Linked DNA regions of Mus musculus: region 2 is linked to region 1. A link is a loop called in an ENCODE intact Hi-C map of the cell type or tissue named here. Cell type or tissue: gastrocnemius. All regions are shown on one strand. Each heading gives the region's core, and the rest is flanking DNA. Links, peaks and the distances in the headings are about the cores only.

What was found. Hi-C counts contacts between places; a loop is a spot of excess contacts. Peaks named below come from ENCODE experiments on the same cell type or tissue, not always from the same donor. Only the 100,000 strongest peaks of a DNase experiment are listed, where the experiment ranks them.
Region 2: a loop joins it to region 1, with 2.1 times the contacts of the local background. A loop is called at or near these places in 3 of 42 quality-filtered maps.

The regions. Positions count from the first base shown.
Region 1 is chr13:30,254,668-30,265,346 of GRCm38, forward strand. No RefSeq gene overlaps it. Among named protein-coding and RNA genes, the nearest start is that of Gm40863, 25 kb to the left of the region's middle. In gastrocnemius, for the core only: a CTCF peak has its summit at 5,463 (motif pointing left); a DNase peak (open chromatin) is centred at 5,445.
Region 2 is chr13:30,192,528-30,200,527 of GRCm38, forward strand. Mboat1 (membrane bound O-acyltransferase domain containing 1) reads left to right here. Exons shown (of 13, transcript NM_153546.4): 2 at 2,009-2,154; 3 at 3,183-3,260. Among named protein-coding and RNA genes, the nearest start is that of Gm40869, 30 kb to the left of the region's middle. In gastrocnemius, for the core only: no CTCF peak of the experiment used is centred there; DNase peaks (open chromatin) are centred at 4,325 and 5,711; H3K27ac peaks cover 435 bases.

The sequences.
Region 1 (10,679 bases), core at 1,225-9,224:
TTGGGGATGTGACCTTTGTGACATTTAGAGACTGAAATGGGCAGTACAGATGGCCCCGGTGACAAGCCACTGGCAACAAGCCGTTGGTGTCTTTCCCCTTAGAGTCCTTCTCTCCCCAGCACTTGGGCTGAATTTTGCTTTTTGTTCGAGTGACTAGGGTTTGAGTGACATTAAGACCAGTGAGCTGAATCTACGTTTCTGAGAGTTTGGCATATGCTGGACTTCCTATTGCTTAGGTCACATTTTATCTATGGCTTCCTGTAGCTACTGGTTCTGTTGAAGAAATGTTGTGTCATTTTTTTATGCAATCATAGGTGAGTTTTTTGTTCATTTTTGCCTTATCAAGGACTGCCATTGCCAGATACCAGAGACTGTGTGTCATAAGCAACAAACATCCATTGCCTCACAATCCTGGAGGCAGGAAACCCATGTTGGGGACATAGCCTGGGTGGTAGAGTGCTCACTTAACATGTACCAAGCCCTGCCTTTGATCCCCAGTATCACACAAGCCTGACATGATGGCACATGTCTGTAGTCCCAGCCCTCTGGAGGCAGAAGCAGAAGGATCAAAAATTCAGGGTCATCCTGAGCTACAGAGAGAGTTTGAGGCCATCTTGGGCTACATGAAACTGTTGCACAATAAACCTCTAAGATGGGAGAGTCAGAGGGTTTAACTAGCTTAGTTTCTGAGACCTCTTACACAGGGTGGTCATTCTTCCTCCCGTGTCCTCAGAGACCGTCCCTCTCAGTGTTCGTGCACCCTAGTTGCACTTCTGTTTTCCTCTAACCACTATTTTATTTTTATTTTAAAAATAATATAGGATAAATTCTGACTTCTTTTTACTTAGGTTCTACAAACTTTATTTTTTGCTTTATTTCTTTTGTAGAAAATAGATTATTTTCTCATATCCTATAATATCCTGACTACAGGATTTTCCTTCCCTCTACTCCTCCCAGTTCCTCCACAACACCCTCCTCTCCCAGTCTGGACCCACTCCCTTTCTCTCCCTTATTAGAAAAGAACAGGCTTCTAAGAGATAATACTAAAATATAGCAAAATAAAATATAATAATATATGACAAAAACTATCACATCAAAGTTAGGACAAACCTACAGAAAGGAAAGAGCCCAAGAGAAGGCCCATGGATCAGAGAATATTGCGTTTATTTACATGCCCAGGAATCCCATAAAAACCCTGACCTGGAAGTCATAATATATACGCAGACAATCTAGGTGCAGACCCTTGAGTGCTGTCTCAGTCTCTATAGGTTCATATGAGTTTCAATCACGTCGACTTAGAGGGTTTTGTTTTCTTCCGTGTTCTCTCTCCCCCCTGGCTCTTACATTTATTTTTCTGTCTCCTCTTTCTCAGAGTTCCCTGCAATTCCAACTTCTTGGAGCGCTGGCCATATTGATTAAAGCCCACATTAATTATCTCAATGTAACACTTTGACAGCCTTATCTACAAACAGAGCCACATTCTCATGTATTGGGAGTAGGACTTCTGCATGAGTTTGGAGAGAACAAATTTCAGCCCCTATAGACCTGTAGGCTTTTCTCAGTTTCCATGGTAATAAGCTACGCTTGTGCATTTCTCTGGTACACATACCGAGTGTAGACCTGGCATGACAGGATAGGTATGGCGGAGGCCAATGTTAGGATGCTTAGGTAAAGGAATAGATTTTCTAGTAAGAGTCAGCAGAATTGCTTTGAGTTTGAGGTCAGTTTGGGCTATAAAATTGAGAGCCTGTTTCAGAAGAAGACAGAGAGGGGAGAGAGAGAGAGAGAGAGAGCGAGAGAGAGAGAGAGAGAGAGAGAGAGAGAGACAGTCAGACAGACAGACAGACAGAGAATCTTAATGTGCCTGTATATTCTAGTTCATATGACACTACCCTTTCCTTTCCTTGTGGTGTGAAATAGCTTTTCCTTGCCAATATTTAAATATGTACTTGGTACCTGTGTGTATGTGTGTGTGTGTGTGTGTGTGTATACACACACCTGTATGTGCAGGTGCCTTTCCTTCAGCACCAACATCTTGTTTTTGGGGACAGAGTTTCTCACCAGCCTAGGTTATATTCACACATGGCCAGGAAGTCACAGCAACAGGAGCTGGAAGGAGCTGGTTATACCATATCCACAGTCAGAAGCAGAGAGCAATAAATTAATGCCCACACGCTAGTCATCAGCTCACATTCCCACCTCTCTCCTATACAGCCAAGGATCCCTTGGCTAGGGAATGTCGCCGCCCACAGTGCATGGGTCTTCCGACTCCAATTCGCGTAATCAAGATAATGCAGATCCACTGGCCAAACAGCTGATCTAGACACGGAGACACCCCTCGCAGCGGAGTCTAGATTGTGTCATGCTGACAATTAAAACTAAGGAAGATACCAAGCAGCACTTACCAGACATACATTTATTGATTATTTATTTATTGCCAACGTGATCATTGTGGGGGGAAAATTACAGAGGAAACACAATCCTCCCCCCTCAGCCTGCCCTCAGCTCGCTGGCTCTGCTTTGTTTTCTGCGGTTATCACTCTGACAGTTCTCCATGTGGAATCTGGATGTCAGCTTGCGGCAGATATGCCACATTATAAGCCTTTCTGCATGTTACTCTATAACTTCCTGAGTATTTTTAAAGTTAGCTTTATTCATTTTGTGTGTTATTGTGTGTGTAACAAGTGAGCACAGGCGCGATGGGGCCACGGCCAGCACGTGAAGCGTGTAAATGAGATTTTCATGGGTTCAAGAAATAATTCCCTGATGTTTGAGCACTTGATTAATGGTTCATTTATTGAAAATTAATTCTAGAAAAAAAAATAGAAAATACAGATGTTAAAGCACCGTTTGCCTCAAGGCCAGCCAGCATTTTACCGTACTTCTAGGTTTTCATTTTATTATTTTAGTTTTTATTTTTGTCTGTGCCTTTGGAGACACATTTCTTTTTACAGAAGTCTGACACACCCCGAGCTTGTAGGGACATCTCATGCCGAGGGATCTCCCATCCATTTCTGCTCCAGTGAGCATGATAGAGAGTGGAAGCAGAGGTTGCTGAAAGAACTGCCTGGCTTCAGTGGGCCTACTATGTGCTGACTTTTGGCAGGGTCAGTCAATCACAAGCCTTCGCTGTTTAACTATAGCTTACTGGCCATCACCACTTGGGGACGGAGCTTCCCGGAGTCATCCAGTTGCCCCAAGCAGAAATGGGCTGTTTATTTGCTCTCTCAACAGGCAGGTGCATTTGTACAGGGAAAATGGACCCTCAGGGCAAAGCAGGCCTTTTAATCCACTACCTCCAAACCAACCAGGTGCTGAGAGAATGATTAGTAATTCATCGTTTCAATAAAAACATTAGAGAAAAGAGCCTCAGCAGAGAATACTAATAACCTATTGCAAACCTTCAGCTTATATTCAAGGCCAGCTGGGGTTATGCAGTGCGACTTTCTCTCAAAGATCAAAACAAAATTAAACTGACAACCTATAAACATATTTTGACACTAGTAGAATCCAGCGGTCCAAAGTATGTACAATTAATTTTCATGGTCATATTTTATCACTGGTCAACAAAGCTGAAGGGGAAACTCTGAGGGGCTGCATAACATAATGCCGTCCTTTAAAAACCCTATAGGTGGAACAACAATATGAACTAACCAGTACGCTCGTGTTTCTAGCTGCATATGTAGCAGAAGATGGCCTAGTCGGCCATCATTGGGAAGAGATGCCCCTTGGTCTTGCAAACTTTATAAGCCCCAGTACAGGGTAACGCCAGGGCCAAGAAGTGGGAGTGGGTGGGTAGGGAAGCACGGCGGGGGGAGGGTATAAGGGACTTCCGGGATAGCATTTGAAATATAAATGAAGAAAATATCTAATAAAAAAATTGGATGAAAAAAAAAAAAAACACCTCACTTCTAAGAACTCGAAACAGTGATTTGCAAACTGGGGGCCTTCCCCCTACCCCTTTCTTTCTTTACGAAGACAAAGACACACACACATAACGTTGCCTGGCCGATCTCTTACCTGGACAAGGATGATTTTAAGCTTTTGATCCTCCTGCCTCCACTTCCTTCGTGCTGGGATTATAGTGCTAGTGTATGCGGTGCTGGGGATGGAATCCACGGCTTCCTGCAGGCCACGGGAACTCCACTACTGAGCTATGTCCCCAGATGCAAATTGGGTTCTAATGGTAACCCCTCACCCATACCGGTAAGCAAAGGCCATAGCCGGCTCTAAAGGCTAACGTGCATGTGACACATACACTCACAGCGGCAGTGTGGTCTTCAATTACAGCAGAAAGCGCGAATAGTATTCCCAGAAGAGAGCAGTTAAACCCAGACATGCTGCCTTTGGGACTTTGCTGAATCAGCTTCCTGTGAGTCCGAAGCAGCTACTGTCGGAGAACAACAACAAGGAGTGAGGAGGAAGTGCTTCAAAGTACCAAGTGTGTGTGAGAGCGGACCCAGGGCAGTGGTGTGGCAAACTTAGTTTTGATTTGAAACAGGGGCTCCTGTTGCCCCAGCTGCCTTGACTTTCCTGGGCACGAGAATGCTCCTGCCTCAGTTTCCCCTGCACTTGGGACTACACTGGCTTTTGCTTTCACAAAGCGGCCTGGGAAAGAGGAGTGAGAGATTCTTAATGGTTAATGGTTAATGGTTTCCTAGCTTCTAAGCTTCAGTGTGTGTGTGTGTGTGTGTGTGTGTGTGTGTGTGTGTGTGGTGTCTTGCATGTGCCATGTAGTATGTATGGAGATCAGAGTACAACTCTGTAGACTCGGTTCTCTCCTTCTACCTTTGTGTGAGTTCTGAGTACTTGGGTAAGGAGAATTCTGTATATTGCGGGTTTGGGGTGGAGAGATGGTTGGACCGATAAGAACTCTCGCTGCTCTTTCAAGAGGATTGGTTTCTAGCACTCACACCATGCAATGTAATTCACAACCATCTGTAATGCTAGCTTTAGAAGATCAGAAACCCTTTACAGGCGTCTGAAGGTATGTGCATGCGCGCGCGTGTGCACACACACACACACACACACAGAATGTAAATCTTTATATTTTTATTTTATGTATATGAATGTTTGCCTGCATGTGCACCACGTGTGTTCACCTTGCCCAAGAAGCCAGAAGAAGGTTTGAAACTGGAGGTAGAGATAGCTTTGAGCCGCCATGCAGGTGCTTGGAACAGAATCCAGCTCTTTGGCAAGAATAGCAAACACTCCTGACCCCTGAGCCACCTCTCCAGCTCCCAAAACAAGTCTTTTTTAAAGGAAAGCACTTCTATCCTTCTGAGCCATCCCCTTGGCTGGCCCTCAGCCTAACTTAAAATCTACACCTTGCAGTGTAGGTTTGAGAGGAAGCAATCCCAGAGTACCTCTCCTGCTTATGACCTATCTCAGCACAGGCCAGCTACCAATCATTGCTTGAATGCGATTTCTCTGAAGCGGTGTGAAGTAGCGACCTCTTGTGGCCATTTGCAGTAATTTCGATGGCTCTTGTTGAATTGCCAGCCCAGCGTTCCTTTATGGCTTGGACACTCTTTAACCTCTCTGCTGCCCCTTTTGAACTGTAACTGCTAGTGAAATGCTGAAAAAATGATGACCCCCCCCCCAGTCGCCTCTTCCTTCGTTAGTTACAAATAAAAACAGGATGGTGGGTAGACCTAAAATACCAGACGCACTGGAGGTGGCACCAGCTACAGGTTAAGGTTTATGCTTTGAGTTTGCTGTGTGACCTTGGAGAACTTGAACAGCCTCTCTGTACCCTTCCTGTTAGGTGAGTCAGTAACTCATGTGAGGGTTAAATGAGATAGTTTGAGGAACTGATTCAAAGATTTCTGCAGTGATTGTATAGTTTAAATACATCATGAGATTCTGTTGTTCTGACCTGTAAGAGGGAGAGGTAAGATGGCCACAAGTTGCTTGTGTTTTATCCTTTTATAATTTGTTACTTTGTGTCCCACTCCGAGCCTCTTCCTTCCAGGAGGGCCCTCCCCAGTCTGTGGTTGTTAGTGCTAGCTCACTTATTTGGGTCTGCAACTTTGTGGAAAGCGGTATGTTTTCTAGGTAATTCATTTTGGGTGACTGGTTTCTGGAGGGAAATGCAGGCTTTTCATAGTTCCTTTGCTGACAATTCAGTGTGCTGGTCCTGGTGGCTTGGGTACATTTCTGAACCAAGAAAGAAACTGATTCCAGGAAAATGTAATCTTTACGGTGATCTGTTAGAGGTCCGCAATAAATAGCATCCGGCTTACTTATGACAGCACAGACACCCGTGTGTTCCTGCCTGGGGTCACCAGGCTCAGCCAAGCTGTGGCTTAACTTGGCTCTCTCCCTTCCTCTTCCTGTCTCCTTCGTTTCTCAACAAAACATTAGAACCCAGGTAGAATCTGTGAGCTGAGCTGTGCTCATTAGCGTAGAGTGGTAGAAGGCGACTGGTCTTGCCATGTTATCCTTCACTTCATCTTGTTCCTTCCTCGGGATAAGATTTCTAACCCCACCCTGACCCCTGCCTGCCCCAACAATCCAGTTCCCCAAGGAGAAGAGCAGCTTCTGTTGATGGCAAAGCACAGCTCTCGCCTCAAAGCAAATAAAAGAGGCAGTGTGAAGCTAAACGGAGTGACTGCATTCTGGAATCAGGTTTCCGTTTGGCCAGGTAGCACGTTCTACTGTGGGAGGCCTCGGTGATAGACGACAATCATAAATGAAGGCGCTTCCCGAATGCATGACGGGAACATCAGGCAGGCGGCTTATGACCGACTGGGAATCTGCTGTGGGCTCCAAGACGGTGTATAATGACATTCTTAGCACAGGGGCTCATGGGAGTGAGCAGCTTTCCAAAGGTTTCATCTGCTCGTCACAGGATGTAAGGTCAGGTGCATCCGTGGGCAAACAGGGGCTGTTACAGAGGCCAGAGAGAGCCCAAGATAATTTTGTCTCTGCAACATCCCAACCCTGCTCAGCCTGCATGCTCTACCTAGCCTAGTCAGCAGAGTGGCTTCTGAGTACAGGTGCAGCTTTTATTCTGGGGACTTCAGTTCACACATTCCATTTCAGACACGTTTTATTTATTTTTTTATTTTTTTATTAGGTATTTTCCTCGTTTACATTTTCAATGCTATCCCAAAGGTCCCCCATACCCACCCCCCCAATCCCCTACCCACCCACTGCCCCTTTTTGGCCCTGGTGTTCCCCTGTACTGGGGCATATAAAGTTTGCAAGTCCAATGGGCCTCTCTTTGCAGTGATGGCCGACTAGGCCATCTTTTGATACATATGCAGCTAAAGACAAGAGCTCCCAGGTACTGGTTAGTTCATATTGTTGTTCCACCTATAGGGTTGCAGATCCCTTTAGTTCCTTGGGTACTTTCTCTAGCTCCTCCATTGGGGGCCCTGTGGTCCATCCAATAGCTGACTGTGAGCATCCACTTCTGTGTTTGCTAGTCCCGGCATAGTCTCACAAGAGACAGCTATATCTGGGTCCTTTCAGCAAAATCTTGCTAGTGTATGCAATGGTGTCAGCATTTGGAAGCTGATTATGGGATGGATCCCTGCATATGGCAATCACTAGATGGTCTATCCTTTCATCACAGCTCCAACTTTTGTCTCTGTAACTCCTTCTATGGGTGTTTTGTTCCCATTTCTAAGAAAGGGTAGAGTGTCCACACTTTGGTCTTCGTTCTTCTTGAATTTCATGCGTTTGGCAAGTTGTATCTTATATCTTGGGTATCCTAAGTTTCTGGGCTAATATCCACTTATCAGTGAGTACATATTGTGTGAGTTCCTTTGTGAATGTGTTACCTCACTCAGGATGATGCCCTCCAGATCCATCCATTTGCCTAGGAATTTCATAAATTCATTTTTTTTAATAGCTGAGTAGTATTCCATTGTGTAAATGTACCACATTTTCTGTATCCATTCCTCTGTTGAGGGGCATCTGGGTTCTTTCCAGCTTCTGGCTATTATAAATAAGGCTGCTATGAACATAGTGGAGCATGTGTCCTTCTTACCAGTTGGGGCATCTTCTGGATATATGCCCAGGAGAGGTATTGCTGGATCCTCCGGTAGTACTATGTCCAATTTTCTGAGGAACCGCCAGACTGATTTCCAGAGTCAGACACGTTTTATTTGTAATTTACAACTTGGCTCAGTTTCCCACACGCTCTTCTCATTGGTTCCCACACAATTAGAATTAGAGGAACCAAGTTTGTTTTTTAAAATAAAGATTTATTACACACACACACACACACACACACACACACACACACACACACACACAACTGTTCTGTTTATGTGTATATCCCTGCAGGCCAGAAGAGGACACCAGATCTCAGGATAGATGCTCAGTATTCCATGTGGTTGCTGGGATTTGAACTCAGAACCTCTGGAAGAGTAGCCAGTGCTCTTGACCTCTGTACCACCTCTCCAGCCTGGGACCAAGTATTTTACAGAGAGTTACTTTTATTATTTTTAAAATGTGCATGTCTGCGTGTGCCGGTGTGAGCATGTGCACCTGAATGCAGTGGTGGTAGAGGCCAGAAGAGGGCGTCGGATCGTGTGGACTTACAAGCGGTTGTGAGCTGTCCTACTCAGGTGCTGGGATGTTAACTCAAGTCTCCTGCAAGAGTGGTAGGTAGGCTTTATATTTTTAACTTTTAAATTGATTTTTTTTTTTACATTATGCACCCCAATCCCACACATCTCCTCATCTCTCCATCTCTGCACTCTACCCTTGAGATCTCCCTCACAAAAGAAAAAAAAATAATTAAAAAAATCTCACTGTGGAAGCTGCGATGTGTCACGGCCTGTCACACAGTATATACCCCTTTGCCCAAACAGATTGACTTGCAAATGTTCATTGCAGTGAATCATTGGTCTCATGTGAGGCCTCTGGCTTCTGCTACACTGTCAATACTGGATCCTCACTGGGACTCCCCTGGGATATCTTGGTGTCATCATGTGTCATGGAGATCTGCAGGACCAGCCCTTTCATGGACTCCCACAGTTCATAGATGGGGTGGAATAACTCAACCCCTGGATCTGGGCCTGGTTGGTAGCTGAGCTGGTCAGCCCACCAGCTCTGCAGTGCTCACACTATCTGAGGCAGCTCTCCTGCACCCAAGTCACTAAGACAAGCTCTCCAGCACTGCCTCAGCTCTCCTGCTACGCTGCTCAGACAGTGTGGGGAGAGCCAGCACTCCTGCCTGCCACAGACAGCAGGGGCCAGGGCCATAGCTGCTGAGCCATAGCTCCAGTTTCTGGAACTAGCTACTTATCTTCCTCTTTAAACCGGGGCATGGTTTTCCTGTGGACATACTTGTAGCAGATGATGGTATCAGGACCTGAAGCTTCAGCCTCCTTCTTGGGCCCCATTCTGATAGTGCCAAATTTGTATCCATTTCAGAAGTTATATAAAAATTTTCCTCTTGTCCTATTAATCTGAATGAATCGTATATTTAGGATTGACTCTTGGCTTTGGTAATCTTTGAACGTGGCATAGTCTCTGCCGAGAAACAGAAAGGCCATGCACTTTCTGAACTGCGTTTCTTTGTTACACCGACACCATGCTGAACATTCAGCGATGAGTTACAATGCTTTGTTTGAGAAACGGTGCCAGGAAGGATCTAGAATGGGGATGTGAGACAGAAGAAGCTCATATGGCATAAATTAATTGGTAAATTACCATCGTGTCAACCCCCTGCCCCTGGGGTTATAAAAGCCGAACACCTGCCAAGGAGCAGAGACGGTGGAGTACCAGAGAGCAGTGTAGGGAGCCCCAGGGCAGCAGCTTTCCTGTGTCAGGGACAGAGATCACCATAGCTGGTGCACCCAAGCCTTGATTGCTGAACCGCTGTGCTTGCTGGGCTTCCCTCCAGGGGCATCATGGGGAAGGTCGTAACTCAGTAAAGACAAGTCACTGGAGCGCACGCCTTCGTCAACCTTCTGTCTAGTCTCCTCGAGCACCGTCAAGACCTTGTACACCCAGAATGTGACCACACGCAGCTTTACTTGGGGACAGGAGAACGCTCTGATGACCTTCTCTTTCCTCTAACAGGAAGGACTGCTAGGAGGTCCTGGGTTTTTTGAGTCTTTGAATTTAGCAGATGCCCTATCAGTGGTCAGGGTTGCCACCGTCAGTGACAATGTATAAACACGGGCTTTCCTCGGTAGTCATAGAGAAGAATAAAACACAGTCTCTGGGATAGCAGGCCACCAATGCATGATCTGGATCAGACGTTGAGAACACACAAAGCACAATGAGCAGTAAGTGCACTCTGCAAATACAGGACCTGTGCCTCACACACAGAAAATCCAATTAGAAAAGATTACAGAGACTGGAGGAGCTGTTTCAGGTTGTGGGGACTGAGAGTGACAGGGCAGCGTGTAATCTGGCTTAGATCCTGGACACAGACTTGGTTTTTTGTTTTTGTTTTTTTTTTTAATCAAGGGAAATGAATGGTAGGATAACTGGAAAATTTTGTAACAGTCCTATAATTAGATTTTTACATAAATCTTTATTCTGTGATTTTGCTTATTATATTGTGGTTATCAAAAATAACAACTTGTCTGAACATAATAAAATATCTAGGTGCAAGGAAGGCATTTTGTGTGGAACTCACTTTCAAATAGAAAATGTTTTATATATAGTATATATATATTTATATATAAATGTTTTGTATATTATAAAAT
Region 2 (8,000 bases), core at 1-8,000, 63 kb before region 1:
TCTTTGAGGCTTGGGAAAGTGCTGATGAAATCCTGTGGTTTTATTCATGACTTAAGATTTTTTTTTTAACTCTTTGCTTTCTAAAAGTGCCTTGGTACTGATTTTCATCCTAAATACTTTGAAGAGTTTACATGACTTTTCCAGCTTTTGATAATGGTCAAACCACTCAACATGTTTGGAATTTGATTTGCCTTAAGTTTAAACTGCAAAGATAAACGTTAGTGCTTTTTTTCAAAAATTAGCTGATTTTTCCCATGGGTTTTGAGGAATTTTTAAAAAATGTTTTTTCTCTTTTTCTCTCTCTTTTTTTTTCCCCCTTGGCTTGCATAGAGAGCCTAGGCTGTCCTTGATCTCATATATGCAGCGAGGGGTGATGACCTTGAATTCCTGATCCTCCTGCTTTGACCCTCGAGCGCTGAGGTTTTAGGTGTCAACTACCATACCCAGGTTTTAATGTTTTAGGTAAACTCCTCCATCTCTTCTTCTGTCTCTGGTTTGTCTTCCTCTTGTTCCTCCTCTTCCTGTCTGCCTTAATCTCATTTGCCTCATTGCCAGTGCTGGGGACCAAGTCTAGGACCTCATACACACAAGACGACTGCCCTACTGCTAATCCAGCCAGGCCCACACCTCTTACAAAAAATACTCCTTGGAGATTGATCACTGAGACTTGGGTCAGAGGGAGTTTGCTGTCTTTTAGAGCCGGCCATGATTGACACTGGGAAGTTTAATGTGGGTTGTATCTCTTATGGATATCCAGAGTCACATCTTGAACTTGCAGACATTGTGCTGATTTAAAATAAGTAAAGTGGGGTTATAAAACACTTGATCACTTTGGCATAACCTTGGATTTTTAAGTTTTCAGAAGAAAAAGCATATTAGTTAACTATTCTTGCTGTTGTGGCCAGAAGCTTGACAACTTAGGGAGGAAGTTGGCACATGGTGTGTGGGATCCCATCCACCATGGGAAAAAGGCATGGTGGGAAGAAAGGTCATACTATATCCATAGTAAGGAAGCAGAGGGCAGATAGGAAGTGGGGCTTACCACCCTCGTGACATACTTCCTCCTCCAGTGAGGCTCCACCTCTTAAAGATACAACAACCTTCAAAAAATAGCACTGTGGAATCTAATGTTCCAACACGTCAGCCTGTAGGGGGCGCTTTACATTTAAACCACAGAACAAGGGCATAGCGGATAATATACTCTTCCTTTTACAGAACTGCCCCTGGGTGGGGGCGGGGGGGGGGGGAACAAAAACTAAACAACCAGTCAGCAGACTTCCTGTCTTCTTAGACCAGTGGGTCTCAACTTCCATAGAGGTTGTCTACATATCCGATATTTATTTATATTGTGATTCGTAACAGTAGCAAAATTACAGTTATGAAGTAGCAGCGAGGTAATTTTATGGTTAGGTGTCACAAGAGCACGAGGAACTGTATTAAAGTGTTGCAGCATTAGGAAGGTTAGAACTGCTGCCTTAGACATGTCCTGCTGTGGAAAGGAGAGCATTTGAAGGGTTGGAGGGGCTGGAGAAGGGACCCCTGAGTTTATCACTTCATTTCAAATTTTATTCATCTATCTATCTATCTATCTATCTATCTATCTATCTATCTATCTATCTATCTATCTATCTATTTGTGTGTGTGTGCTTTGACTGCATGTCTGGCACCCAAGGAGGCCAGAAGAGACTGTCAGATCCCTTGCAATGGAGTTTCTGATGATTCAGAGCCTCCGTCTCTCTACCTGTGTGTGTGTGGGGGGGGGGGAGGGGGGAGGGGGAACTGAGCAATAAGTATCGTTAACCTCCCAGCCTCTGCTCCACTGGGCTTTTTATACCATGTGAAGGCTGCATTGTCCTTCCGTTGCTCATCCCTCCTCCAAGCAGACACTCAGCTGAGAGGGGAAAAGCCTAACCTTCAGATGCATCTTGGGTATAGATACCTGAAAAACCAAAAGCAGATTCACACATAGGCAAAACACTGAGAAAGTCTTTCTTCCCTGTCTCCCCAGGTTAACTTTGTGGCTTGCCAGCTCTTTGCCTTGTCTGCTGCTTTCTGGTTCAGAATCTACTTACATCCTGGTAAAGCCAGCCCTGAGGTCCGGCACACCTTGGCCACCATTTTGGGCATCTATTTTGTTGTGTTTTGTTTTGGTTGGTGAGTATACACCTCCTAAATTCTAATGTTTATTGCTTGGATGTTTTGTAACTCTTGGTAAGAAATATATGACATTGTAAAATACCTCATGCATTGAAAAGATTGGTGAGATTGTGAATGTCGTAAAAATCTTAGTGTAAACTAATGGGGATGTTGTGGGAGCCTTCACTCATGTTAAGGACTGGAGCCAACAATGAGGCTACCTGTTGAAAGTCTTTTTTTTTTTCCCTTCTTAAGATTAGATCTCTACAGACCTCCTTGAGTCATATAGATGGAATGCTGTAAGGTTTAACTCTTCCCAACAGAGACCCTCCCTAATGTTTGCAGATGGTGTGTTTCTTGTCTTCCTGTTGGAGACTTGGTGTTAGTCCAAAGGTTTCAGGGCAGGTATCAGGGCTATGCGTCATTTTCTAACAGATGTGAGATTTAGCTTAGTGTGGAAACCTGCTAACACCGGGAGATTGCAAATACCTAGGCAGTGACACTCCTTAGGGTACACTCTTTAGACAATAACATTTCTAGACGTGACTCTTCAAGGAAATTGTGAATTTGGTGAAGGTCCCACAATACTTTCACAAACCACTGGGAAAAGATGCACATTTCGAATCAGCCACGGTGTGACAAAGCCCTGGAATATAGGGAGTGGGATTTTGGTACTGGTACTTTGAAACTTAGAAAAATAGCTTTGAGACTTAAAAACAGAAAATCCACACAAAAGAAATCTCTTTGGGCTTTCAATTTTATATGGATGTAAACCAGCTGTAAACATTCCCACTTACTGATTCCAGACATTCCTAGGGCTGCAACTGTAAACTGTGTCCAGGTTTCCTGGTGTCTTTTTTTTTTTTTTTTTTTTTTTTGAGATACAGTGTTTTGATTCCGTAGAACAATAATTTGACTTATGTTCTCTCGTGAATTAACTAATTGCTTACTCCTTGGAATGGGTGGGTGGGAGTGGGGTATCCAGTAGGTACATCATTATGTTTTAGCATCTTTCCTCCCCCCCCTTTTTTTTTTATATCTTAAAGGTATGCTGTACATCTCTTTGTGCTGGTGTTGATGTGTTATGGGGTCATGGTCACTGCAAGTGTATCCAATATTCACAGGTAAGATCCTGGGATAGAGCAGTGTACGGGAAGAATTTTGGAATCTTCTGGGGGAAATGTATTCCGCTTGTTCCCTTAAGTGATGTGTCTAAGAGTCTCCAGGATAGAAGAGAACCGGGAGGATAGGAATCTTCAGGGAAAAGGATGAGGGAAAAAGATAAACATCTTTATGTAAAAAAAGATACAAAGTGGGATTCAGTTGAAAGAGGGTTTATCTGTATTAGGCAGCCTCTAGCTGGGTCCAGCTTAGATGGTCACCGCACTAGACTACAATGCAGCTGTAGAAAGGAGTGCCCAGCAGAGGTACAGGATGTCATGTGTGCACCTCAAAATGAATGTGTTGAATGAAGGAAACCACCCATATTGTGTTTTAGAAAATACAAGGTAATCTGTGGTGGTAAGAGGATCAGAAGTTACTTGGCGTGGGGTGATGCTGGGACATGGGAAAAGAAGCGTGCAGGGGTGATGTGAGGCAAAGCGCAGTCTCAAGTTTGGGTGCCATTTTCTGAGTGTTAGCGCATATCAGAGCTCATTACTTGCGTTCTTTGAATACGTAAATGTATAACATAAGGAAAACTCTTCAGCAAGAAAGAGCAACGTTTTGCTGTGATGTTTGCTTTTAAGGCACAGAAATAGTTTAGCTCTTCCTTGAAGTCTGCAGGATCCCATGATCAGAAGATAGACTGGTGGTGTGTGTGTTTATTTTTACAGTGTCCGTCTTTCCTGTGGTCTGTCTGAAATCTCAGTGTTGATTTTGCCTTTTGTGGACCCTAGAACATTATTGCTTTTTCAAGTTTCCTTTATTTAAAAGAAATGTACTTGGGAGGGCTGGAGAGAAGGTTCACGCAAGTTCAGTCCCTATTGTCCATGTGTGGTGCTCACACCTGCCTGTGACTCGAGTTTCAGAGAACCCGGCTTCCTCTTCTGGCTTCCATGGGCACCTGCATTCACGTGCACACACAATTAAAAATGAAGTAACCCCTGAAGGATTTGTTTTATTTGTATTATGTGTGTGCCTGTGTGAGTTTATGTGTCCCGTGTGTATACAGATGCCGGAGGAGGGCACTGGATCCCCTGGGACCGGGGCTACAGGAGGTAACAAGCCCCATGATGTAGATTCTGGGAATCGCACCTGGGTCTTCAGTCAGAGCAGCAAGAAATCTTAGTTGCTGAGCCGCCACTTCAGCCTCTAGTGTATTTTGAAAATATAAAGACTTTTATCTTTTGCTTATGATGCATTTTCAGTGTTTAGAAAGACTCTTGGCACAGGCAAGACTGAAGGCTCAGTAAATATTTATGGAAGAGATGGCTGGGGTGCTTTGAAAAGATACTTTCAGGCCATGCGTATTGGCATAGGCCTTTAGTCCTGGCTCTGGGGAGGCAGAAGCAGGAGGATTTCTGTGAGTTGGAGGCCAGTATGCTCTACATGATGCATTCCAAGACAGCCAGGGCTATGTAGAGAGTCCCTGTCAAAAGATGGGGTGGTGAGGAACAGAGGGATGGAGGGGGAGACGGAGGGAGGGAGGGAGGGAGGGAGGGAGGGAGGGAGGGAGAGGGAGAGAGAGAGAGAGAGAGAGAGAGAGAGAGAGAGAGAGAGAGAGAGAGAAAAGGTGGGCTTTTCTGGTTTTTGGAGGCCACTTGATTAGTGAGCACCACACATGTTAAAAACACATTTATGTAACTTTTCAATATAATTTTGTTTTGAAGGAAAGTCTTCTTTTTTTTAATAGACTTTTACACTTCATTAGTCTTCCAACTTTGTATTCAAATGAGCCCTGGGAGTGACTTTTAATCTCCCTCTCCTCGGAGCCTCTCCACGAGAAGATAGCACCATTCTTTCTGGAGGAACATCAGGAAGTCCATTTTTCTAATTTGAGAAGGAAGATGATTTCTTTACACCATATGTATAATGCTTATAAGAGCCTTAAGAAGAGTCATGTTGTGGTGACTGTGTGTGTGTGTGTGTGCCCGAGTGCCTGAGTGCTTGTCTTTTCTTAGACATGCTTTTAAATGACTAATGATAATATTGCATTTTATAGCACATTTTTCCTTTTCCTTTTTCCATTGTCACATCTTTCTCTTTTACTGTTTTTTTATTTCTAAACATTTTGATGCAGCATGCTTTGGTCATATTGTTCCCCTTCCCCAGCTCCTCCCAGATCTCCGCTCCCTCCTCCTTCCTTCATAGTCTTTCTCTTAAACAGTCAAACCAAGCAGGAACAGAACAAAACAAAGCCAAAGCCAAACGGCCAGAAGGCCACATGGATTGTGTTTTGTGTTAGCTATTACCGGTATTCCCGAGCACACAGCCTGCCGCCCCACGGATGTGGTTGGTACACCGGAGTCTCCCACCAGTCATCAACTGCAAACAGCATCTTGGTTAGGGGTGGCACTTTGCCAGTTACCTACCCACCATAATCTGTAAGCACTTCCTCATACTTACATGACACTGGTAGGGCGCACTCTGGCTTTTAAAGGGTCATGTGAGCCCTTGTTCCACAGCGGGCCTAGGTTTCCATATTCCATTCCAGAGCCTGGGAATGGGACATTCTAACTAAGGTGGAGCTGAGCCGTCCAGACAGCGACTTTCACCACAGCCGTGTTGTGGTAGCAGAACATTCTGCATGAGAGTGAAATGGGAGATGCCCAAACCCGTTCTTCCTCTTTCTGTTTGATTGAATGGTTGCCAGTTTGCAGAAGTAGGGAGTGGTCCAGTTCCCAAAGGAAGAACTCCATGTAGCTCTAAAATGTGTCCCAAAGTTGTTTCCTCTGAGTTCCAGGGAGAGAACAAGAGGTTGGGGTTAGGAAATGTGAGATCTGGGTAGATGGGGGAGCCTCCCTGTGGATTAGCATTCCCCTTATTCCCACAAGGGGTGGAGTTTGTAAAAGTGTGGATGGTGTTCCTTCTTTTCTTTATAATTAAAAACAGCTTGTGATTATTTCTGGTTGATTATAGATAACTCTGAGTGTGTGTGTGTGTGTGTGGTACATGCACAAGTGTACATGCATGCATGCATGGCTGCATGCATGCATGGACCAGAGCAGAATATCAGATATCTTCCTCTGGTGCGAGACACCTCATTGCCTCGAGACAGTGTCTCTCACTGAAACTGGGAGGTCACTGTTTTTTGTCTAGGCTCTCCTTCCAGCAGGCTTCCAGGATCTGTCTGTCTCTGCCTGCAACTGCTAGGGTTACTGTCAAGGACGGCTGTGACCAGCTTTTTCCATGGGTGCTGGGGTTTGGAACTCGGGTCCTTATGCTTGCCACACTGAGCCATCTTCCCAGTTCCCTTGGATGAGGAGTCTGAAGACTCTGCGCTTATGATCCTATCTGAGTCATTCTTCTTTTCATGTCCAGTGCTGAGAGGTCTATTTTGTGGTTGAGAAGAAATAGGAGAGGGAGTGTTGACTGCTGTCTTCAATGAGCCCATTTCTGGCCTAGCTGTTGCTCAGGGTATTTTGAGAGAGTTCTCAGGGTATAACCTCTGTTTTCCTCCCAAGTTACAGTACTAGGCAGGAAACACAGGTGTCAGCTTGCTCTTCTGGGACCAGCTTAAGCAGATCTTGTTTGTATCTTCCAGAATGCGGGCCTTGGGTGCTGGTGATGTAGTTAATTGATTCTGGAGCCCTTGCTTTGTGCTACATCCCATGCTAAGCTCTTTTCAGTGTGCTGCATTATCCTCGGTACATAGTGATTAATGTATCAGTTGATGTTTGATTTCATTGTTAACACAGTCCTTCTAAAACAAGTGTGTAGGATAGAGATTTTATTTTATTGTTTGAATTGAGGAAATGAATGCTTATGTAAAGAAGTGCAGGTAGAATATATATATATACACGTACACACCCAGCCAGGTCAACATGAGAACACTACCAACTGTCCTGTCCCAATCTCTGTCACACTTCTTTTTACAAAAATAACCACCCTGCCAGTTTCTCATACCACAGATTATTTTTATGAGTGCCGGGGTTTGCATTCTTATTATTTGTGTTCACAATATGTCTTTTCTGCACCACAGACGATTCAGGTCTAGCCAGGGCAAGAATGCCCTGCCCTGGTTTGTTAGGATTCAATTCTTATCCCTGTTTTTGACAGCTGTGGTTTAATTACAACCACTGCACTGAATCTGTTTACCCTGTAAGCCAGGGAAGAGACAGGCGTGGCTACAGTTGACCTGGTTCTACAAGAGTCTATTGCCTGAAGAATGTGCTTTGTATTTCTGTCTGATGCCCATGAACTTTCTAGAATGGAGGGGAATGGAAGCCAGGGGCAATGAGGCTTCCTCCCGCTCGTCCTGCTCTAGTTGCTCAGGGCATTTGTTCTTGGGCATTGTCTTTGTTGACTGTCTTCATGCTTAGGGGGGATTTGGGATGGGTCCAAGGTAAGGAGAGCCTTTTGTATGGAGTCAGCGGACTATTCTTTATCTAGTGTGTTTTGGAAAGAAGTGCTTTCAGTTTTGAAGGCTTTAAGGTTTTTAGACCATGAACATAGAGCTCAATGTTGACTCTCAGAGTAAAAGGTTGGGAATATTTTGCAATCTGAACATTTTTGAGGACTGACATGGCACTCAGTCTCTTCTCTTCTCTTCTCTTCTCTTCTCTTCTCTTCTCTTCTCTTCTCTTCTCTTCTCTTCTCTTCTCTTCTCTTCTTCCCCCCTCTTCCTCCCTCTCTCGCTCCCCCTATCCCTCTCCCCCTCTCTCCCTCCTTCCTTCCTTCTTCCTTTTATTGCAGAACATTTT